Linked DNA regions of Homo sapiens: region 2 is linked to region 1. Evidence: chromatin loops called from intact Hi-C (ENCODE). Cell type or tissue: prostate gland. All regions are shown on one strand. Each heading gives the region's core, and the rest is flanking DNA. Links, peaks and the distances in the headings are about the cores only. Region 1 has its middle 230 kb from the start of SLC7A11-AS1. Region 2 overlaps PCDH18 (protocadherin 18).

Evidence for each region. Peaks named below come from ENCODE experiments on the same cell type or tissue, not always from the same donor. Only the 100,000 strongest peaks of a DNase experiment are listed, where the experiment ranks them.
Region 2: a loop joins it to region 1, with 3 times the contacts of the local background. A loop is called at or near these places in 11 of 110 quality-filtered maps.

The regions. Positions count from the first base shown.
Region 1 is chr4:137,856,301-137,866,472 of GRCh38, forward strand. No RefSeq gene overlaps it. Among named protein-coding and RNA genes, the nearest start is that of SLC7A11-AS1, 230 kb to the right of the region's middle. In prostate gland, for the core only: a CTCF peak has its summit at 5,549 (motif pointing left); no DNase peak of the experiment used is centred there.
Region 2 is chr4:137,514,078-137,524,249 of GRCh38, forward strand. PCDH18 (protocadherin 18) reads right to left here. Exons shown (of 4, transcript NM_019035.5): 4 at 4,841-7,619. The coding sequence ends at 6,952. Among named protein-coding and RNA genes, the nearest start is that of PCDH18, 13 kb to the right of the region's middle. In prostate gland, for the core only: no CTCF peak of the experiment used is centred there; a DNase peak (open chromatin) is centred at 5,543.

The sequences.
Region 1 (10,172 bases), core at 1,485-9,484:
AGCTGAAATATTACAATGATAATACCCATGAATGTGATGCATTCTCCCTTTTAAGAATTACCTTCCTAATTTTAGAGGCCATATGTCTATTTATTATTTAATAAATCTCATCATATCCTAGCAATATTTCTAGATTAAAATTTCTAGAATTGATCATCCCATGATTCAGATTTAGGTTCAATAGTTAGTATCTTAGTGATCATTACATATTAGGATTTTTTACATGCATTAGCTTAAAAAGTATCTTATTGTAGTAGACATTTTGTAAATCTTCATCATTTGACATGAGTCTGATCTATGAACAGCTGCTAGAAAAAGAGCTAAAAAAATAAATTCTATAGACATTAAATTACAATAATTATCAATGTTCAGATTTTTAGATTACATTACTTGAGTTTTTAAATACAGGGACGAGGTCTCGGGCGTACCCTGATGTAACTGTTCATTAAGACAACATGAAACTTCTAGGATAAGTATACAGAGAGAGTGGAAGGAATAAGTTTATGTTTTACCCTCTCCCCCTTTAATTTCCCCCCTTTATAAGCCTATGTGCAGTTTCCAAACTCCTGATAGAGTTCATCTTAGAACGATGAGATGATTTCATTAACACGGTGCTTTGATGAACTAAGCTCATCAACTATAAACATATAAAATGTGGTGATAGGCTCATACTAAAAGGCCTTTGGTTCTAAGGAAATATAATCTACATTATATTATACTGGAGAAATATAATCTACATTATTTGCAAAACCTTCCTACAAGCCCTGAGTGAGCATCTGGTTTTAACTGAAATAGAAACAATTTCCCTCAGAATTGCTAGTGTTCCCTCCTGTAGACAGGTTCTCAGCGAGAGAATCTCAAAGCACCTTTTTGTAGTTACTTACCTGTAACAGCGACTCTGACTCATTCCTCATTTTAAACTGTTTCCATCTACTTCTTTTTGTCTCTCTAAGCTTCTGTTGGGTGTTTTGTCCATTTTTCTAACATATACTCTTACCACTACTATTGCTTTGCCTTTAATCACTCCTATTCCCTAAACTTCCCTTAGTCCCTATGAACAAAGAACACCCATCACTTTTTTCCTCCTTTTGTTTTCCCTTTCCTTTTTTTTCTTTTTCTTTTCTTTTTTTTTTTTTTCCTTTGGTTTAGAAATAAAGTTTAAGAGCTAATGAAACTATTCAACTGAATGGATCTGAGTTTCAGCAATTATAAGCTCTTTAAAAAGAAATAAATATTTATTTGGGGTTAACCTTGTTAATGAATGGATTCTCCCTTTACCGAGGGCACATCAAGACAAGCTTAACATTTCCAGGGCTTAGTCACTTAAAAAAATTGAAACGATGAAGACATTCTAAGGAAATGCTGGACCTTCAAATGTATCTTACACTGAAGCAAGCTTTTATGGCCTATTTTAAGAACTTAGTACTAGCTCTCTTGTTTAACGAGCAGTTTAATTTAAAGCTTAAAATTAAGTATTCCAATGGAGTCGTAAATAATGCAGTTTATAATATTCTTATCAAGCACATAAAGATACATTTGTCTTCCATTAACAACATACTTTTAAAGTAGCTTGACCTCTTCAGATGTATAAGAGCACTCAATTAGTGCAATTTGTCACAGATCTTTTACATGTTAATAAGATGTAACTAATTGTTTTGTCTAATTAACTTTTCAGACACTGGCAGCTCTTGTTCTTTTAATACAAAGCAAGAGTGCCTTATTTGCAATTCTAATATTTGATGCAGAATTCTGACCATAAACTCAAGTCTACCATCCTAAAAAAAAGTTATATGGCAATTAAGAATTCAGGAAAGAAATATTATATATTTTTAGGATATTAATGTTTTTATGTAAAGTGCTACTCCAAACCACAAGAGTGAAATAAATTCAGATTGGAAAATAAATGAGAAAACATACATAATCCTCCCAAAGATATATTAATATATAAGATTTTCTGTAAATGATTTTATATTTGCTCATTAATTCATTTAGTTGTTCTCTCATCTTCTATTCATTCATTCATTCTTGTAGTGTCAAGTCTCTTCAAGATAGTCTGTTAGTATCTAAAGATTTGAGGATAACCAAGTAAAAACACTGTCCTTAACCAAATGTATGTTTCTTGGTCATGAAATTAACAGTGAAATTAACTAAATCTTAGAATAGATGCATAGGATCTATGTATACTTTTTCTCCTAGTGAAGTGTAGACCAGAGTGACATATTTGTGGCACATTTGTTCAACATGTAACAATATATTAACTCTATTCTTTATCTTATTACACTGTAAAAGTAACATATTTTAATTACATGTATTTGAAAAATATAAATATTTTATTGTATGGTATTATTAAATAATTTTTAAATGTGATTTAAATAAAATATTTCTGGCCGGGCACAGTGGCTCATGTCTGTAATCCCACCACTTTGGGAGGCCGAGGTTGGTGGATCACTTGAGGTCAGCAGTTCATGACCAGCCTGGCCAAATGGTGAAACCCCGTCTATACTAAAAATACAAAAATGAGCCAGGTGTGGTGCTGCATGATTGTAATCCCAGCTACTTGGGAGGCTGAGGTGGGAGGATTGCTTGAACCCAGGAAGCGGAGGTTGCAGTGAGCTGAGATTGTGCCATTGCACTCCCACCTGGGTGACAGAACAAGACTATGTCTCAAAAAAAATGAAAATAAAAATAATAAAATTATATATTTTGTTATATTTTAATTTTTAAATATAAAATTATATAAATGTACATATATATTACTAATAGGCACCATAATTTATTTAGCATTAACTCAAACTAATTACCTGTGGGTCTTTTTACAAATTCTGAGTTTATAATTTTGGTAGAATCTCTGCAGAAAATTGTGATGAACAGTCAAGGCTGATAAATGTTTTCCCATTATAATACATTTAGTTATTCCCAAATTCCAAGTTGTGTAACAAATAATGCAATATTTTGGATTCTTCATTGCTATGTATTTTCTTAGGGAACCCATTAGATTCAAAATCCCTGGACCAAAGGCCAAATCTAAAAGTTTTGTAAAGTTTCTGATGCATATAGTCAAATTGCTTTCTAGAAAATTCTCAGAAATCTGATATTTTATATGAAAACAACTGTCTTCCCTAGGATGAATTAATTATTTTTTAGATTTATGTTTGATTTAAAAAATGGAATCTCTATATTTTGAGGTTTTTGTTGTTGCTGTTGTTTTCTTTTTTGAGACAGAATCTTGCTCTGTTGCCCAGGCTGGAGTGCAGTTGCACAATCTCGGCTCACTGCAACTTCCGCCTCCAGGGTTCAAGAAATTGTCCTCCCTCAGCCTCCCTAGTAGCTGGGATTACAGGCGTCCACTACCACACCCAGCTAATTTTTGTATTTTTAGTAGAAACAGCATTTCTCCATGTTGACCAGGCTGGTCTTGAACTCCTGGCCTCAAGTGATCCACCTGGCTCGGACTCCCAAAGTGCTGAAGTTTAGGTGTAAGCCACTGCACTGGCCTTATATTTTGTATTTTTAATGATGTTTCTCCTATATGTATTTAAGAATTGTGTACATAATAATATAAAACGTTTATCACATTAGTAGCAAAGTTTTTTCTTCCTTTTTCATTTTTATTATAATATAATGAAATACTAGGTAAAAGAACATGCTCTGGAGTCAGACCAGCTGGGTTTTAATCCTGACTCTCCCCTTATTGTCTATGTTACCCTCTGTAAATATCTTAAACACTGTTTCTTAGTTTCTTTATCCATAACAGGGGGACAATAATAGCACCTATTTCACCAAGTAATTATAAAAATTAAATATGTTAATAAATGCAAAAGTTTTAGAAAATCTCCCATTTCTTGTTGGTTGCCTTTCTGCAGGAACTGTAATGTTAGATTAGATTACCATTCTCTGTTCTTCAATATCCAAACCAACTGTTTCATTGAAATCAATTTCAATCTTCTCCCACTGCATTATTGGTAAGTCTTTTATGTTTAAGTTTATGAATCAAATCATTGATTAAATTTTCCATAAATTTCAGATATGGCCTTCCCCACTAGGATAGTTTGTATTTTTAAGCTTTTTTATTTTTTAACATCAGTTTATTTTCTTTGCATTTTTGTCTTCATCCCAATTTTTCTTTTCTATTATGGGTTCAAGCTCTTGTTTCTTAGAGGTCATTTCTTCTTTGATATATTTGATAACACCAAGCATATAATATGATACTTTCATATTTTAATTTTAGAAATTATTTGTACGGATATGCTTTGTGTCTGCTTTTCTCCTAATTGTTTTTCTTGAAGGAGGTTATGCTTTAAAAAATGTTTTTATCTTACTCATATTTGAATAGAAAAGTATTTATCTAGGCCTGCTGTTTTGCCAGTGAGCATGGTAGATAATGTACTTTTGGTCTCTCTAATTGCTCATATGGACTCTAGCAAAGTGTTGCTCCCACCCCAAAATTGACCTATGCCAATTTGAAATGCCCTGCATCTTCTCATTTAATGTTGGTACAATTCACTGTGATTGAAATTTATTTCAATATATTTACAGACCATGAGGGCTAAGAAACATTGCCTAATGAAATACATAAAGAATTACATTGTTAAAAATCATGCCAGACATATTGATTGTAATGATTATCATAAAACATGTATTATTATCAAAGTAAATTAACCACATCTAATTCATCAGTGTTATAGCCAGTGACAACTAGAATTAGAGAATATTAAAAGTAGAATGAAACATTACTATCCAGTTCAAGTTCAGAATTTTGTACGTATATGTACATATATAGCCCAGAAACCCAAAGATGTGAAGAAATGGCTAGAATGTGGCAGAAACTGGAGTTTGACTCAGATTCCTATATTGTAGTGATTTTTCCATGATGCTCCATTAGCCCTTAAGTTTCAAGAATCAGGATAATTGGCCAGGAAAACACAAAATTTTCACTAATTTAAAAGGTAGATATCATTGGAAAAGAACAGGCAAGTGACAACCAACAGAGAGTAAAGACAAACACAGTATGAGAAATTCTTCCAACAACCTCTGAGTGGATGTCATTACTTTAGGAAGTGATAATGTGCCCAAACAGCCATGGGAAGATGATTATTTAAGAGGCTGACATCTGAAAATGGAGATGCATAATTTAACTCTCACCTGGGATTCAGTATTAGTGGATAAGGTAAAATGGACAAAGCATGAAGAAATTGCACTGTTTTTTTGTGGGAAAGATTCGTATATCAAATCCATCACTTTAGGAGTTACCAAAGCCCAATGTCTCAATGGTAGAATAATAAAAGTGGAGCACTTTCTTGGTCATTCAGTTATTTTAATTAAAAATGAAAAAATCTACATAATGAAAATCTGAAATTCCATTTGCAAGTTCATCTGGACAAAAGATCATTTCTTTTTCTTCTTTACCTTTAAAAACATATGACTAAAAGCATCAAGTTTCAAGAGAATATATATTCATTGCTACTGTATTGGTCATCTAATAGTTATATTTTTATAAATAAATGCAAAATGTAGTGTTTTGTCAACTGCTAGAAAAAAATGGCTGTTTCAATTTGGTTATGGACACACTCCTGCCACCTGGTGTCATATTATCTAAATTACAGAATCACATCTGGAAATGCAAAAACATTTTAAAAATTCAATTATTTAAAGAAAAATATTTCTATGTATCCTGTGTATATTAAAATTAATTTTGAAGCAAAATGTAGACATTATTACAAAACCAAGCTGTGATGAATAAAATTATTTAGAAATGCAGAAAACTATTCAATATTATAATCATTAAAAATAAAATTTGAATGCACTTTTTGGTTTGTATCTTTATAATGAAAGACTAAATCAAACGTAAAAAAAAACCTTCATCTTATGCTATGAGTGAAGGTAACCTCTGTATTGCTATTATTTAACGCAAAAAAACCTGATGTTGTCATCCATTTAAATAAGTATGATAACTAGAATCTTTAGTAAAAGAAACTTTTGGAAATACTATAAACTACTTTGGTTTTGTCTGTTCATCTAATTTCACATGCAAAACAAACAGTGAAATACAACAATTATAAAACATCTTTATAAATTGATAATGCATTAATGTATTTTTGCAAATCCTAGTCAGCTCAATTATATCCTTGGCATTCAGAAATAATCACTTATACTCTCTAGCAATTCTTCATGACAGCTAGTCACTTTATCTGATTTTATGTCTATGACTGCTTTTAGAAGATCTAATATCTCCTAGTCAGAACATTCAAACCAAACTTCTCACATTGTATCATAGAAATTAGATTTTTCACTTTCTCTTCAGTGACATTTTCCAAATTATGTACTTACTCACTGATTATTTTAAATAAATTTGAAAACACTAAAATAAATAAAAGTAAGCTGACTTCAGCATTCTATTATTAACATGATAAGGTATATTGAGAAGGTAAGAGCATGTATCACTTCTCAAGCTCCACGGATCATTCTGGTCTCCATCTTAGAACACAAAACTAGTCCTCTCAGGTGCACCAACTGGAAATATACTAAAAGGTGTATTTTCTTATGGTGTGTATTGATTACTTTTATAACTCTGTTTTGGAGTTTATTTTTATGTCAAAACAGATTATTGATTGGAATAATGAAATATATCATCTATACTATCCTTTTGGCCCTGTTATGAAGTCAAGGCTAGGAAAATTATAAATTTGATTAAAACATATTGGAATATTTTCAGCGCGGTGTTCTTTGGTTTCTGTGCAATGAAGTTACTTCTTTATGTGATGTAATATTGCTGAGTGATTGAGACAGAGAGTTGAAGTTTGACTGCTGAAGTTCAAATGGCAGCTGTACTATTCCAAGCCTTATGGACTTGGAAAAATTGGATAACATCTCTAAGCCTCAATCTCCTCAATATTAAGTAAGAATATCAGCCATACCCAGCTTTATTTGGGGATCCACTGAGTTAATGCATTTACATGGTGTTTGGCACATGGTAAGTACGCCATAAAATATGTTTATTGTTCATAATAAAACTATTAAAAAAACATAATTGTATTTATAAAGATTATATAACATTTTAGATATTCAGGTAATTATTAATTACCTGAATTAATTTCAGGTATTACCGCTTGCTTTTACAACTAATCATTTCAAAGTCTTATGCCCTGAAGTTAAAAATGTTAGTATTAGATGTATATTTTTAATGAAACCACTTTGGGAAAAAGTTGTTTGAAAATAAGGATTCATTTTAGTGCTTAGTTTGCATTCTCAGAATTCAGCTGAAACTTGGATGTTTGGTAAAATCATATTTTACAAATATCTTGATAGCTAGTTGAAAGCTATTATGAGATAACACTAAGCAACATAAATGTAATTTCCTTATATGTTCATTAAATTGCTCAAAATAGTAACATTCTTAAAGAAATGAAGTCTTTTTATCCTTGTGGTTGTGGATTTTTATATATAAACTGTATGTGTATATATGTATATGTATGTGCATATGTGTACATACATATACAGTACATATATAGATACACAGGTTTATATATGTAAACTTCTATTTAATGGAGAAAAATTATTCATGGCAAAAAAGTAAAGTTTCATGACGAGGGTATTATTTTAAGTATAGATGTTATACTTTTATATAAAATTCTGTGGGAAAAAAACCAGCTAAGGTTAGGATTCTTTGTCTGATTCTAGAACACCCAAAAGGATGTTATATAACTCTTCTCTTGCTATACTGTATATAGACTGACAGGGACAGAATGAAAACCAAAGCAAATATGAGGTAAGAATGATTTTTTATTACTTTAGGTATTTCTAGATGTCAGATAAAAATGAGAACTTCGCTAAAAATTTTACAGAAAGACAGCTCTGCCTTATGGAGAAAATTCTATAGTTTGATATATGAGGCAGAAAATGTGAAAAATATTATGAAGTACTACCCTGACATAATGATGGAAAGCTGCTGAAAGTGTGCTAACACCAAGAAATATAATAGACTAAAGTTAAACAAGGAAGAATGCCATTTTTAAAAATCTTTCCTACCTCAGAAATATGAAGTTTAGCCTTCAAAAATGCAAACCACTACCTTTTATTACTGACTTCTAAATGTACCACTTTACTTCCTTACTTGGAAGCTAAGTTCCCAATACCTTTGAATATTTTGCAAATACAAAATAAATATGGAAAGGTATTTAATAATGGTAATATTCTCCTCTACTATAAATTAGTAGACTATAACCTGCTAAATTACTCATTTAATATTTCTCCACTCGTATGCTACTTCTGCATATACTCTTCTTCTAAGTGATATCAGACATTTGACGCCTTAAGCCACATGTACCGACAACCCCTTTGTTCTGTTCACAGTAGTAAAATTTGCCTTTGATAAATTCTGTAATTCAAGGTGCTCTGCCCTCTACCCTCCAAGAAGTTGACACTTAACCCAGATTAAGCCAAGTGGACTCTCTCGCCCTGAGATTTTCCTCTTAGGCCACATTATATCAGTGGAGGTGCTTGAAGAAATTAGCTCCTACTATCTGGAAATCTTGATATTCCCTGATTCCTGAAACTTTCTGAGTTTGATTAATGAATACCCCTTTGACTCTACAAAACACTTTATCCTTCAAGTGAATTCTGGTTTTTGGTAAATTTCAATTTGTTAAATTAGCTAAAGTGGTTTCTGAGGCTTACAACCAAAATATATATATATATATATATATATATATAATTTTATATATTTTTATATGTGGATATATATTTTTATATATGGCACATTTAATGATTAAGTTATGCAATATAGTATAAAACCTCATGACAGAAGCATATAGTTGAAAGTGGCAGGATATTCTTAATTCATTTATTTTTATAAGGAATACTGACATGAAATTTTATTTTTACATAAGCTCTCTGTTTCACTAATTTTCCCCCATATTTCTCATGTCAAGAAGACACTCCATGGGTTAGTACAAAAGAAAATTAAATATCATGTTATGTATTATTGTGTGTATGCCGATACAATCACTTCTACATCGATTCTATTAATACATTAAAGAAGGAATCCTTCTCTGAAAATGCCACTCACATAATTATTTATATTTATATAAGACACAATTTTTTTCAATGGAATGCAGACTAGAAGGTGGGTTGCAGAAAAACTCACATTTATATTTGCCAAGTTTTATGCATTATTTAAATTTAATATATTACAATCACCAGTTGAGAATCACAGCTAAAAATATATCAATGTGCTCGAGTTTATTTCCCATTGGATATCTCTGTATAAATATTGAGAAATGTTGAATTAAAAATTAAAGATTCATTGCAATTTTTTACTCTTTCATTTAAGTTGCTTTTTATAATAGTAATTTTCCTATAACATTTTTATGAATATTAAATGAGACAGCTCATAAAAATCTCAACATAAAGATGGGTTCATAACAAACTCAATAAACGCCAGTTGTGATGTTGAAGATAATAATAAAATGATAATGATAGTGCATATCAACGTGAAAATGAGTCTTGTCTAAACCACTATTTTCTTTCAGGTTTCCTTGATTAAGTTTTGTTAGTTTTCTATACAGTCAAGTCTATGTGTGGAATTTTACTCATTGACTATTCTAAGAAAATCTCTAAAAATATCCTGAGTCGTTGTCAGTATTTCAACTTTAAACACATAACAACTCTTCCCACTATTTGGGTGGTATAAGAATCATTTTTTATTTTTTCAAACTTTTTAAAGAACAATTCTATGTATTGGGAACATAAAGATAAATAAGACACTGTTCCCATTCTTTAGGAGTAAAATGAATCTCAATTCTAAGCTGATTTTTTTTTGGCATACAGGGAGTGAAGAACTTTCATTTGGAGTTAGGAGATAGGAAGGCAGAAAAAGACCTTTCTCTTGTGGTGAAAACAAGTTAAATCTGGGAAAATACAAATAATACTTCTTTTATTTTTTATTTTTTTATTTTTATGTTTTGAGACGGAGTCTTGCTCTGTCTCCCAAGCTGGATAGAGTGCAGTGGCGCGACCTTGGCTTACTGCAACCTCCGCCTCCCGGGTTCAAGTGATTCTGCTGCCTCAGCCTCCCAAGTAGTTGGGATTACAGGCATGAGCCACCACATCCGGCTAATTTTTGCATTTTTTTTTATTAGAGACGGGGTTTCACAGTGTTGGCCAGGCTGGTCTCG
Region 2 (10,172 bases), core at 1,349-9,348, 340 kb before region 1:
TCTTTCTCCCTAGGTAGCATATGGGTTCAAGATGAAGCACACAGTCATTCACATATTCAACAGAGTTGTTAAGCATCTGTAATGGTCAAGGGATGCACTGGTAAGCAAAGCAGGGCCTCGGGTCATGTCTCTGTCCTTCTACTGCTCATTACACCTAATGGGAAGTGTCCACCTGTACTGGTATGATGGTGTGGACCTGGCCTGTCATGACAGTCATGGACTGGTACTGCAGGCTTTGCTCTTCCTCTCTTTTTTGTCTGTTTTGTTCATCAATGTATCACAGCACACCTAGAACAGTGTCTCAGGCATAGTAAGTGCACAATAATTACTTATTGAACAAAGGAATGATTACATACTGCCCTTCTACTAAGATGCCACCCAAGGAGAAAACGAGGACAAAGGCATGGGAGAAAAAGCAGTGAGTGGACTGAGTCAGTGGGGCAGCTGGTCCTCAGTAGCTGTCTCCCATAGAGACACTTTGCTCATTACCATCTCATGTATTTGCCACCCAAAACTCTCAACAAATACCAAAAGTTTGTAGAGGAAGCTCACAAAATCCACAATGACAGCCTCCGGGCATGAGTTTGCAGAAGAAATACAAATCACAAAGCAGGGACTGGCAAAACATTTTTCTGGTTAGAATTCATAAAACATTATTAGTTGCATATTTGGGATTTATTACATTGTATGTAACAAGATTTACTGGCAGTTTTGTAGATAATTTCGAACCTAAAGCACTGTCTAAAACAAAGGCCTACTTCCAAAGGAAAGGTCTATGCTTCTTATGTCTAGAATATTCTGTGGTTAGCTATTCTAAGCTGTAGAATGTACCTTTTAATAAAACAGGAATGTACATGGGGTTTTAGAAAGCCTGACTTCATTTAGATAAAAGCATTTTGAAATATAACAGGGCTTATAGTATCAACCCCTCCCCCATTTCAGCAAGGAATAAAGTCTGAGTTTCTCATAGGCCACACATCCATCCAAAGGCACTGAGGAGCAAGATGTTTCCCAGAGGCAAACACCTTGGCACCACTTCCTTCCATGTCTGCTCTCCTGTGCCATGAGGGTCAGGGAAACAGAAATTATCATTTTCAAAGTCTTGTTCTGTAATTTATTCTAGAGATCATTGGCAGTGGGAATAAAAAATATACTAACATCTGATTTTACCCTTCTCAATTTACTCACCCCTAGGGCTTTATACTCCCAACAATTAGCTAAGTTATCATTCTATTCTGTGGCAAGGGGCCTTTCTTATTCACTATGCTGTTTTCTTCCTGCATTTCACTTTGATTTACAGTAAAATTCCATCCTCACCATTCCAACCCTTAATACATAAAGATAAGTGTTTTACATTAAAAAAATGATTTCCTCCCTCAATAAGCCACGTTTTCTACACTAGTTTCTTTCTAGGCACTTGAAAACATTTAATTTAAAACTTAGACAAAAAAGAAATGACCCTTTGTTCTTGATTGCATGAATTTACCTTCTCATTAAACCAATGAATCATGGGAGCAAGGTTTATTGAGAACAAAATGTATTAGCTTTATATATCAAAATTATGATCCCTATCATATCAATAACAAAGAAAAGACATAAGAAAAAAATATAAAATCTAGGTGGTTATATGACGAACTCTATACATGTGAAAATTTGGAGAGGAGTGCTATAAAATGTGGACAGTAGCATGAATTATCAAGGAAGAATACCATTAAATAAATAAATTGAAGAGATAAAATCAGAGAAAGCAAACAAGAATTAGGAGCATCTTGCAGAAGTCATAAAAGGAAATAGAAATCTATTATTTTAAAGTGCCAGAGTAGGATGTGTTATTGCAATTTTAAAAGTCAGAAAGTGTGTAAATTTTGGTAGCAATTTTTGTGATGCTAGCTCCTCATAAAATGTGTTTAACAGTGCTACAAGTTGTATATGCTAGCATATAATAAAAATATAATAAATTAATAAGGAATATACACTACCACTTCTACATCTATTATATAGTGTCTACCTATTTAATTATTTTTTGGGGTTAGATTATATTAAAGGTCCCCATTTTTTCTGGTAGTAAGAGTGTATATACTTGACTATGACCTCAATTACACAGATAAAGAATGAAACCACAATTTAGGCAATACAATATTTTCAATTTCCGTGTAAATATCATTTAATTATCTCAGAAACAGTGACTAGGTTTATTCTAGGAACTTAACTGAACCAGATGATACTTCAGTGGCCCAAATAGCCTAATTTATCAAATTAAAACTTCATTTTATGTAGCATACAGTATTATTGCTATCATTCACAGAGAAATCCTAATATTATAAATGATTACAATCAGTATGGCATCTTACACTTTCACAACCTAAAACAGCTTATAAATGTAAAGGTGGCTTTACTTTGGGCATTCAACCTGCAATTAAGGAATTTAAATGTGCTGTTCTTTTGAAATGCCTGCACTATTTTTATTCTTCTTTAAACTGACATAAATCTTTAAGACTTTCATATGGTTGGATTTCTTTTCTTTTTTTTTTTTCTGAGATGGAGTCTCACTGTGTTGCTCAGGCTGGCGTGCAGTGGATCGATCTCAGCTCACTGCAACCTCTTCCTCTCGGGTTCAAGCAATTATTTCTGCCTCAGCCTACCGGGTAGCTGGGATTACAGGCGTGCACCACCATGCCCGGCTAATTTTTGTATTTTTAGTAGAGACTTGATTTTGCCATGTTGGCCAGGCTGGTCTTGAACTCCTGACCTCAAATGATCTGCCTGGCTTGGCCTCCCAAAGTGCTGGGATTACAGGCGTGAGCCACCGTGCCCAGCATCATTTGGTTGGATTTTAATTTTTTTTGAGATGGAGTCTTACTCTGTAGCCCAGGTTGGAGTGAAGTGGTGCAATCTCAGCTCACTGCAACCTCCACCCCCCAGGTTCAAGTGACTCTCCTACCTCAGCCTCCCAAGAAGCTGAGATTACAGGTGGGTGCCACCACGCCCAGCTAATTTTTGTATTTTTAGTGGAGATGGGGTTTCACCATGTTGGCCAGGCTGGTCTCGAACTCCCGACCTCAGACCTCAGGTGATCTGCCTGTGTTTTTTTTGTTTTTTTTTGTTTTGTTTTGTTTTGTTTTTTGAGAAAGAATCTTGCTCTGTCGCACAGGCTGGAGTGCAGTGGCTCGATCTCGGCTCACTGCAACCTCCGCCTCCCGGATTCAAGTGATTCTCCTGCTTCAGCCTCCCAGGTAGCTGGGACTACAGGTGTGCACCATCTCACCCAGCTAATTTATTGTATTTTTTTTCATAGAGATGGGGTATTGCCATATTGGCCATGCTGGTCTCTAACTCCTGGCCTCAAGTGATCCACCCACCTAGGCCTCCCAAAGTGCTGGGATTACAGGCCTGAGCCACCACACTCTGCAGATTTATTTTATTTTATTTTATTTTATTTTATTTTATTTTATTTTATTTTATTTTATTTTATTTTATTTTATTTTATTCTTGAGACAGAGTCTTGCTCTGTCACCCAGGCTGAAGTGTAGTGGTGCAATCTCGGCTCCCTGCAACCTCTGCCTCCTGGGTTCAAGTGATTCTTCTGCCTCAGTCCCCCGAGTAGCTGGGACTACAGGCGTGCACCACCATGCATGGCTAATTTTTGTACTTTTAGTAGAGATGGGGTTTCACCATATTTGCCAGGCTGGTCTCAAACTCCTGACTACCCGCCTCAGCCTCCCAAAGTGCTGGGATTACAGGTGTGAGCCACCACAACCAGCCCAGATTTTAATTTTTAAACAGCAACATGTGTTGCTTATTCAGAGTTCAGTATATCCTTAATTTTTGAAGTCACTGAAGAAGTTACATTTATGAAAATCAGCTTAGTTTTTTTGTTTCGTTCTTGTGATGATACATTATCCAGATATACTGAAATGGAACAGAAATGTCAAAACATGTAAGACAGTCTTGGGACAGTTCTATTAGTTTCTGCCATGTTGAAAGCTGCCCTGTCAGACAATGCATTTTTCACCCATACAAGTAATCCAGTAAAATATTGCTTATTTTTAAAATAGATCTACAATCTTTAAATTTTAAAGTGTCAATGTTTCAAATTGATCTTTGAATATTTTCTGATCACCAGTATCAAAAGAATGAAACAAGAAAACTAAGCTGAATTTCATAAATGCGACTTCTTCAGTGACTTCAATAAGACAATAACTTAATAACTCACTCATCTTTACCTTAATAGTTATCTATTGGTAAGTGGCAAGTTTAAATATTTGTGACAGAAAGAACAATAATTTAAATGATTAACAATGTTATAAGCCCCATCTGCTAAGATCAATAAGTAAATCAATGAGCAATTAATAACAATGTTAATAACTTACAAGAATTTGAAGAAAGCTAATTCTCATCTTTCTATAAACAAGCATTTAAGGAGGATTTGTTAAGCAATAGATTCAGTTTTGAGTTACATTTTTTGAAGATAATTTCCTTAATATATGATTATCATTGAAGAACATTTCAAATAATCCAGTAGAACTAAAGGGATTAAAAATAATAAGTGGAGGAAAGAATGTTTAAGTGCTTTTTTGTTGTTTCAATCTGAGGAAGGGTAGGGTATCAAAAAAGAGGTGATACAAACTTGATGAGAGATTAGGTTGCTATGATAGCATCAGACATCCCAGCTTTCACTAAAAGGATGTTACTTGGTGAAAGGAACAGAAGCAAAAAGCTGAAATCTTGCACTTATATTCTCTTAATCTGTGGACATGGGAAGCAATAATAAATGGAGAAGGCTGGAGAAACAAGGGAATTTGAGACATGAAATTCTTGGAATATGGACAATATACAAAAGTTTTGTGTTGAATGAAATATTGCATTTTATTTATTTCACATTATTCAAAATAGCGGTTTTCAGCATAGCTTCCCATATTACTGCTGGTGCTTTAAATTAAGAACAGTGAGGATATAAAAGTCTTTTTCTTAATGGTAATATATACTGAAAGGAAGTGAAGTTGAAAGGCAGAATGCATTTAAATATGGTTAGCGTTTGTGTGTGTAATCTACTGAAAAATATACTGAAATTTCACTTGTAATTGCAATCTCTCCTATAAAGGAAAATGTGCCTGTTGAAAGAGGTAATATATTCTATTTAATGTGGTACTCATTTGAGAATTCAAATATCTGAATTTTAGTCACTTTTCAGTTACTTAACTTTCCCAGTGTTTCAATTCCTGACTAGCAAGCCAGGGACGATAATATTCTTGCCTCCTGGAAACATTGTAAGGATACCTTTTTATCCTGCACAATTTAATACAAAATGTCCTAAGAAAGTATTTTTTTTTGTTGTAATTTGAAAAATATTCAAGCAATTATTGCTTGCTTACTCTTTTTTCTTTATTCCCCAAATGCATTTAACTTATTTAGCTGGAATATGGCTTACTACTTTCATTCCCATTACAAGTCTCAAACTCATTCCTTTTCCATTGTGTTTTTCTTGTTCGCCCAGCCAACTGAATGCTGCCTGTTTATTATTTGAAACTCAACACTGAATCACCCGCTCAGGAAGGGCCTGCTGCATGCCAAGCTTTTGAACAAATATGTAGGAACAGGACTCTGACTTATAGACAGTTCCTTAGCTTTACTTTAATTTTTCTTTTATTTTCACTGACAGAAAAATTTTCTGGAGAGTACAATCAAGATAGTGTATTATTAGAAATAACATTAATAGAAGCTTGGTCAGAAATGATAATAGTCATAATAAGCATCTCTCTCACCAAGGCATTCCACACAGAGAGATCACAGCACAATAAATAAAGGATTTCTCATTTGCCACACAACAAATAAAACAATTGCAGTAACAAAAATATGATTTTATAAATGTTCTTATACTAAAAATAAAAGCAAAAATATGAGATCATGCACTGGAGACAAAAGCTAAAAATGAATAGTTATAACAAAGAAAGACAATATTCCAAAAGATTAAAATGTTCAAGTATTGTGAGAGGAAAGGGGAGATTCAAAATAGAATGGGTTCAGAATAAGTCAATTATATTTACTACCTTAGGAGAGACACTGACACAACTGTTTTTATCCAGTAATATTTTATGCCATTAGAACACATACTGTTATCCATTTAAAGGACAGATTCCATTTCCTTGGAGCATGTTTCATACTACAAGGATGGAATAAAATTTATTGTTTACCATAATTATAAGTAGATAATAATATTGTGAGAGAAATATTCTCCGGAACAGGCCAGTGTGATGGCCTGGAATAGTAGGGGCCTGGGAGTCAGGAAACATTGACTTTAATTCTGTTTTCATCATTGTCTATAAAAAGTTCATTTGAGATAGTCATCTAATAAATAACCTTCAAGATATTTCTCAGTCCTGAAATAAACTTTCACTTTATCTTTCGATTTTCCTATAAGAGTTCAACTATTGGGGCTAGTAGAAAGTAGAGAAAATAACAATAAAATAGCTTAACAATTTTAATGATTCTTAATTTCTAAAAAGTTATTGAAAAAAAGTGGGATCACTTAATGGAATTAAGAATTGTATAATGCTTCAGTGGGGTTGTTCATACAACATAATAATTCTTCCCCAACAAAACTAATCTAAGCAGTGCCTTTACACTTTGTGGTTGAATAGTGTATCAGATTTGAACAGTGGCTAGTTTCTACACGACTAGGAAAAACATGTCTGTCATGGGAGTAAAAAAATAAAATTTGTTTGTTAAATTACACATAAATATAAGGTACAAATGTATTTTTAAAATACAGATTAAAATAATCACACTTGCATTGTGTACATACGAAAATACAGTATTTAATATTCAATATACACAGACACATTTATGATAAATGCAACTATTTGGCAATGCCAGTTCTTTCAGGGTTTTTTGTTGTTGTTGTTGTTCCCTATTTCCATATACATGGAAACAAAAATGCTTCGCTAAAATCTCCTAGCTCTGGCGGACATCTTGAAGCAGTTTGTTAATCTCTGCCACCAGTTCACTGGCATCCATGAGTTCGTGTTTCCCATCATTGAGGTGGTTGAGCACATTGTCAAAATCATCTTCCTCATAATTTTCAGGGATCTCCTCCATGGCTGGCAGCCATTTTGAAGAAGGCTGCACACTGGAGTGAGTTCCAAGTGGCGGCCCACAGTTGGTGGTGGGATTTTGAAAATGCGTACTGGCTGCCCATGCCGCTACCCCCTGTGGGTAACCCACAGTTTTGGCTGGCAAGGGTCCCTTCCTGCGCTCCAGGGAGTTGGACCGATCCACCTCACTGCATTCAGAATAGGTGTCCAGGGAAGGCGGTAAGAGACGCTGGAACACACTGCTCATTTCCGAGAGCAGAGATGATGTGCTGGTATCCCCAGTGTCCTCATCGTTTGGGGAGTCCTTTCCAAAGGTGGAAAAACTCTTCTTCTTTTCACCGGAATCTGCAGGCTGAGCGTCATCCTCAAGACTCTGATGTGGATGCTGCTGCTGGGGTTGCGTTGGGAATTCTTCCCCTGGAATGAACATGTTACTCCTATAATCAGAAGACGGTGAGGGCAGTGGTGGCATCCAGCACTGGTCAGAGTGTCCCAGGACCCTGCACTCCTCCGTGCAGAGTCTCATAGCTGCACTCAAGAAAAACAGTGGGGATTCATTATTATACTTAGCACGATTCAAAATGATGCAAAAATGCAATTTTATAATAAAAATAGAATGAGACAATTTTAAACTATTTCCATGATGCCAACCTATTATTATACACAAAAGCTGGACTACAATTATGGCTTTAATTTGAACACTGGTTTTATAGACCTCCATAAGTGTTATCTTCTGGTGTGCTTTTTTTTCCTTATTGATCAGGTAAGAATATTCTGCTACTTGAATAATGATAAGATGGGTTGATAAAGTATACGTGGGAAGAACTAGGTGTGAGTGATGAAATAAGTGCTGAACATAAATTCTAAAGAACAGACTTGTAAGGTGAAACCTATAACTTTAGAATGCCACCCATTAATTCTTGTGTAATACATACCTTTGTGTAACTTTCTCAATATTACTTTAGTTTTAATGGAAGCAATGAGAATATAATAAGCTATAAGGTAATTATACTTATTAATCTCTCTTAAAGATATTACAAATTATTTATTGACTTGTTACTTAACACAGCAGTGAAAAGTATCCTCAGCTACTGGATGGCCATCTGCAATTACCCTGTTAAGAAGTTTTCTTTTAAAGATTCAAAATATATTTATATTCAAATATGTGAAAAATGTCATCAAAAGATGAAGAATATGAAAAATCCATTCCTTAGGTCTTACAGATGTTCTAATGCTCTTATGGGAATATGAGTGGCCACAGTCATAGGAAAAAAAATAGATGATATGAGAAAAGCAGGAAAATAAAGAGGAAAAAACCCCTCTACATTTGGCAAATACAATAACTAAGCTGCATGACAAGGAAATGAAAAGATGTAAAATACACTCTACAAACCATTGACTTATTTCAGTGAGAAATAAGGCTGTTCAGTATTATGATTTCATTTTAGAGCAAAGAGCAGAATGCAGAAAATGCAAAATAATTCTCTTAGATTTAAAAGAACATTAGGTTGTTACTAGCTATACTTATATATTAAGAGCTAATTTTGTAGATCCATCTACTTTAGGAAGATTCCTCTTCCTCCCAAATTATTGCTAAAAAGGTGACTCTTGAAGGATGCCCATTCCCTTATTAGAGGAAACAAGTTGTCTATTGCAGTTACTGCGGTGTCACTAGCAACTGGTAAAGTGCCTGCATACAGTAGGTATTCACTACATGTTTTCTAAATAAAACATGGAGAAAATAATGTTGACTTTCTGAAAAAAAAGAAGTAATGGTCTTTGATTGAAGGCGTAGAAATTGCTGCTTTTCTCTGCTTGAATCTTTGAGATAATTCTGTTCTTAAACTGCAAGAGTCCCAAATATGGACCTCAAGTTTTAATGAAAAGGAGGATAATTTGAGGAATAAAATGAGATCAAGTATTATGAGTGAGAAAAAAGCTGAATCACTAGAAAACTAGAAATACAATGAAGCAGAAAAAAAGTGGAGAAAGTGTCAACACCAATTCCATGTGAATCAAGGTGGGGAAAGAGAAAGAGCGTAAGCATGAAGAAAAATTGTGCAATTTGTTATGAAAGGTTACATTTAAATAAGCAAGAATGATTTAAGAATAAAAGCTTTTTTAGATTTCCTGACTTCATGCAGTATTACTACTTGGAAATGTTTACCAACTTTTTTTTTTTTAATTTGATGTGGATGAAACAAAAGGGGTTGAAAGTAATTGGAATAACTTAATAGCAATGAGGTTTTCTCAGCAGCAAAATAACAATCATAGTGGTAATGATTTTTTTTTTCCTTCTTAATTCCGCAGGTCTCTGAAAATGGAACTTAGACCTGTCTCTATTGTCTTACTCATATCCTGTCAGAAGGAAGAAGAACAGACCTGCTGACACCTCTTCATTTATTTCATTTAACTCTGTAGTTTTAGGCTTGGGAAGGACTTAGTTGTTTGATTCACTTTAGTTTAATGCTTAATGATTGGAGGGAAAGGAAAGGCTTGTAAGAATACTGAAAATGACCTAGTTTTCTAAAGACCTAAATATAATAAACATATAACCAACAATACAATGCAAAAATACAATCTAGGTAACTAATGCAATCTGAAAGTTCATGCTCAAAAATAAGTTTGGTCATAGAAATTTTTTAAACAGTGAATGTTATTTGCAACTTCATCCCAATAAATAAGTGAAGCTTTAATTATAAAATAATAAATTAACTTAAAAATGAAAAGTAATAAGAAAAATTGATGAGAAAAGACTAATGGAGGGAAGGATGGCAAAAATAAGAGAAATGGAAGAGTAACGGTGCAGAAGAGGGCATTTCTTGCAACCTCATTGATATTGTCAACCTTGTCCCCAGGGACTTGACTGAAAACATTCTCAATCTGTAAGTAATTCAGTGCCACAAATGTTCCATACTATATCCCAGTTAGCAGGGCTTGTTGACAAGTGGTGCAAGTGGCTAATCTTTCTGTTGCTCCTTGAAAGCTCTTATAGGTAGTTAAGTGTCCTCTGGGGAGGGGGACCATGGTGAAAGGAGAGTATCTTCTTCACCACTATAAGACTATGAATTTTGTCACTGC